Linked DNA regions of Homo sapiens: region 2 is linked to region 1. A link is a loop called in an ENCODE intact Hi-C map of the cell type or tissue named here. Cell type or tissue: Calu3. All regions are shown on one strand.

Evidence for each region. Peaks named below come from ENCODE experiments on the same cell type or tissue, not always from the same donor. Only the 100,000 strongest peaks of a DNase experiment are listed, where the experiment ranks them.
Region 2: a loop joins it to region 1, with 4 times the contacts of the local background. A loop is called at or near these places in 4 of 110 quality-filtered maps.

The regions. Positions count from the first base shown.
Region 1 is chr4:13,990,260-13,992,759 of GRCh38, forward strand. No RefSeq gene overlaps it. Among named protein-coding and RNA genes, the nearest start is that of LINC01085, 120 kb to the right of the region's middle. In Calu3, no CTCF peak of the experiment used is centred here; a DNase peak (open chromatin) is centred at 1,212.
Region 2 is chr4:14,992,920-14,995,419 of GRCh38, forward strand. It overlaps CPEB2-DT (CPEB2 divergent transcript), which reads right to left. Exons shown (of 8, transcript NR_038857.1): 4 at 2,335-2,431. Among named protein-coding and RNA genes, the nearest start is that of CPEB2-DT, 7.9 kb to the right of the region's middle. In Calu3, no CTCF peak of the experiment used is centred here; a DNase peak (open chromatin) is centred at 1,552.

The sequences.
Region 1 (2,500 bases):
TTACCTGTGGGGTGACTAACTGTCCCAGTTTGTCCTGGAATGCCCTGGTATTAGCATTAACATTTTTGCACCCTGAGAAACCCTTCTGTCCTGGACAAGCCAGTTTTCACCCTGTTACTTTTCTGCATGTTTTGGCTACAGATACTCTCCGGCTATTACAGATTTTGTCTTTCCACATGTGTGTTGCATTGGCATTAGCTGTTTGCTCATTGTGCTCTGCTGCCAATTACATGTTTCTTAGGGGATTGAAATCCAGACAAATCTGGGTTTGAATTTCAACTCTTGTGGCCTTAATAAATGCATACTTTATCAGTGTCCATCAACATCAAAAAAAAAAAAAAAAGCAAAAGGGGCATAAAACTATATATCCTTTGGTTGTAGTGAGGGTAAATTAGATATGATGAATAAACCACCTGGCAGAGTGCCTGACAGATACTGGGTATTGCAGAAATGGTAGATGGTTTTTCACTGGTTGGTATGTGTGTATACTGCAGCACAACTGTGTTCAGTAAGTGCTTTCTGAATGAAAGCTCAAAGCTCCAGAGCTCGAATCTCTTGAGCAATGATCTTCCTATCTGTCATTTTCTCTCTCTGACTTAAATCTATTCTCTCAGAGGTTAGCCTTACTAAAAATTTGGTTCAAAGCCTTGCCAAGTAATGTGAAATATGACAGATGTATTTCCTATGGATCTTTTACTCCTGGAATTTTCCATGTGTCAATAATTTCCTACCCTCCAGTAGATTTTGATCTAGCCAGATTCCTTGCCTGGTCCATGAAGGGAAAACAGAAAACTGAAAGACCTTGAACTCCTTCTTGTACTCCAGTTCTCATGAACTCAAAACACAAACTCATTTAAAGTTAGTGTGGCATCATCAGCTGAAAGCTGAGAGTAATTTAAAGGCTTTTCTTCTCTATCAGCTCCCTGAGCCCCTCCAAACAGAAGCATTTTAAACTGATGCCTCTTGAGAGTTCTGTGTATGGAGTGCTGAGAATGAATGAGATTGTCTCCCACCCCAGAGGGTAGCAGAAAAATTCTGATTGTGGCCAACTATCTTCAGCTTCTGGTTTTCCCTAAGATCCTTATTGTAGGGCCACTTGTTCTTTTTATCTAGTAGGTATTTGATGTCATGATGAGATTAATAATTCACAGAGTCTGGGCAGTATTTTTCCACTGAAGGCTGCGTGCAGAAAAAAAGCAGAGTGCTGGCAAAACCCGAGGGCTCCTGACGAGGTCAGATGCCTTGTGCTTCAGCAAGTGCTCAGAATCCTCAGTAACCCCTTCCTTGCTGAAAATGACACATAGAAAGGCAGGGATTTTTAAAGGACTTTTTGCTTTCTTGGCTGGGGTTAAAACGAGTTCAATTAAATAGACCTCTAGAGATGGCCGAACAACAACAGTGACAAAATGTAAATAAAATTTTAATTATCACTTCCAAATAATAATTTAAGAGGGATTATCAAATCATATATGATTAATTGTTATAGATGATGAGAAGGTTAGTAGGGGGAAGAGGAGGTGTGATCCATGACTCTTATTATTACTAGTGCTTATTGTGATTATTCCTAGCTACCATTTCTTTCAGTTCCAGGAATTCTGCATTGCATATGATATCTCCTCTGATTTTTACACCAATTTTTGGGATAGACAACATTATTCCCATCTAAAAAATGCAAAAACTGTGGCCAAGACAGTCAACAAGGCTTTTCAAAGGCCACAAAGGTGATAAGAGGTGGAGCCAGTGTTTGACTCTAGAGTTATATATCTTTGGACGTATATCACTGCTTTCTACATGTACTATGTCACCTTCCAGTAATAATTAAAAATTAATTGTCATGAAAAGGCTTCTTAGCATTTCACAGGGATATAAGAGTTTTGAGACCACTTATATCCTTTTCTACTTGCTTCTCACAGCAGCCCTGGGCAGGAACAGGTTGGGGATGACTACCTCCCACTGGCAAACGTAGAGCTTGGAAGGAGGTTAAGTGATTCCAAAGCCAACTAATTAGTGATCAAGACATTCCTAGAACTCAGAACTTCTGACTCCACCACTAGACTATTGTACTCTGTGTTTTAGAGAACAGAAGGGCTTATATCAGTGGTAGCTGTCATTTTTTTGTTCCAACCTGAGCCAAAGGAGATGAAGCTGGAAACAGGTCTAAACTCAATATTCTACCTTCGCTGATCTCTAAATCTACCTTGCTAAGCTCCTGTGGATTCCTGGGCAGCAGGGCTCTTACCAGACTTCTCATGGCAATGATGAGGTCTGCCATCTTTTGTTCCTGTCCGTTTTCAAACTCTGGTTGTCCAGCTTCCTGGTGATACTACGATCTCAAAAACCTTTTCATAAATTTGTTTCCTACTTAAATCCCCCAGAATCAGGTTCTGTTCTTCGTAGCTGAGCACTCTGACTGACACAGTGTTTCACCAACACTGTGTGCAAAGCAGCCACAGCACTGCTATGTAGTCTGTCTTCAAGTAACCCTGGTTCCTGCCCATTT
Region 2 (2,500 bases), 1.0 Mb after region 1:
GTGCAGACGTCGCTTCGACATACTGGTTTCAAGTCCTCAGGATATATATACCCAAGCACCGTTTTTAAGCGTGTGTCCCTGTGACCCTGTTTTACTCAGGTACTTGCTGAGCAGTGGCCCACTCTTTGTCTTTGCTTCTAGCACTAGCCTGAGGGCCAACTAATGAAGCAAGAGACTGAGAAATGAGGAGATGGGGGCATTAATCTCAGTCTATGCAAACCATCTCAAGCAAACGACTTTACCTCTGGGCTTTGGTTTTCCAACAACAAAACAAAAATATTATTCGCTTTATCTACTCACAAAGTATATTGTGACAAGAAAAGGAAATAATAGAAGTCCCATTTCAAGCCAGGATTGAGATGAGCTTCAGTGTGTAATTTTTTCTGCCTTCTTGCTAGATTTGCCTTACCTCAATATTCTGTATAGATCACAAGGCTCCACCGATGACCAGCCCGGCAAGGTCATATTGCAGCAAGTAGGATTCCAATTTAGTAGGTCAGTTTCAGCCTACAGTCTCACTGTTTATGACTCTGCCCAGATAATTAGGGTTGGGAATTATCATAACTAATGTCAACAGTATTTATTTACAGCCTCTGTGAGGATGTACAGAATAATGGATATATTTTCTGTTCTTTTCACAGTTATACCCATAGTGCCTTGCACAGTGTCTGGTACAGAGCAGGCACTCAACAGAGAGTTTCTGAATACATAAATCAATCAATAAGAACTAGGAAAATTAAAGAACATATAAGGCATAGCAACTGCCTACAAAGACTTGTAATTCAATCGAGTTCACATGGCCTTAAAGATACAAGATAAGTAGCAATAGAGAAGTCAGTCAGTCTACGTAAGGGCCCAGTGAGCATCGTGGCAGAAATTACTGGAGAGGCTGACAGGTTCTCTCCTAGGTGGGGGTATTGGAGTGGGATGATAAATCCCCTGGATGCCACAAAGGGTAACACAGACCTTCTATTATGTTTCGGGGCTACACTTTGTCATCAGGGGAAGATTCTTGATATTTTTCTTTGTCAATGAGTTCATCTTTGTATGGCATAATAACCAGAATAGAGATCGTAATAACCAGAGTGAAACTTTTAGTTTGGTATTGTCAAGGAAAAAATATTGGGAAGGAAAATAACTTTTTTGTCATTGTTATTATGATTATTCATTTTATTTTTTCTCCAGTAAACATAAGGTAACAATGCTACAGTTATCCACAAAATGGCTCATGTCTTTGTAAAGCATGCTTTGGAAACATCTACCTCTTTCCTTCCTTCCATCTCCCTCCTTCCTTTCCTTACCTTGTTTTCTCCTTTTCTTCATCTTTTCTTCTTACAGCATTCATTGGGCAATTACTAATCAACAAATACTTATTGGGCACTTGTGTTCCAGGAATGTGAAAGGCAAGGGAATGCGGAGATACATGAAGGAATTACATTTGAGTAACGTTTCTGCAGTATAATTGACAGAGCATGGTTGACAATTGTTTTTGGAGGGTGAGAGAGATGAAGGAAGAGGATGACTCATGTTTCAGCTTGAGAAACTGGTTGTGTGATGATGACGTCAGCCAAGACAAGAAGCAAAATAGGAGAAGCAGATTTTGGGGAAGATGTTGAATGCAGGTATAGACACATTGAATTGATGTGGCTGAAGGACACCCAGGTCAAACTGTTAAACAGGCAGTTGGAAATATGATTTTGACCATGAGGCTAAAGAGATGGATTTGGAAGACATTAGCATTTAGATGATGTTTGAAAACATGATAATAAATTCATCTAGAAAAAGTAGGTAGAAATATAGAAAAGGACCAGAAACATAAGCCTAAGGAACTCTCACACGTAAAGAATATGTAAGGAGAAAGTGAAGGAGGAAATTATGAAGGAAGGTTTAGAAAAGTAGGAGAACTAGAAGTAATTGAGGATGGTACTACTCTTGAGTGCCACATCAATAAAGCACCTTGAAGTTGGTCAAGGTCAGAATGAATCTTAATTTCTACTTTCTCCTTTTCCAACTCCAAACCAGAGCTAATTAGCTCCCATCTAAAGACTCAAAGCTTTCCCATTCTGTGGGGTTAATTACATTTATGGGCATGGGCTCTGCCACAGAAAGAAACCAGCAGCATGGAAGTAAGGCATCCAGTTGACCTTAACTGCAGTGCCTCCTGAACTGGTTCCATTTCTATGAGATGGGGTCTTGACTCCTCTCTTTGTTCAAGCTCCTGTAATGAACCCCTGTGTTCCTGGAGTCCCAACTCTAGTCTCCTGAGACAGAAGTTTTCCCCCTTGTACTCCAGGGTTATCTATTCCCCAGCGTTATAGTCTTGGGATGACTTACCTGTCTTCATGTACTTATCCTATATCTGACAATGCCTGGAATTATTTTTGGCTAGTTTAAGAATCCTAGGAGCATCTGCATGGTGTTTGGACAGCTCCTGAAAACAAATTAACCATTTATAAACAGACCCTTGTATTACTATTGTATTCTTTTAGCTATCATTTCC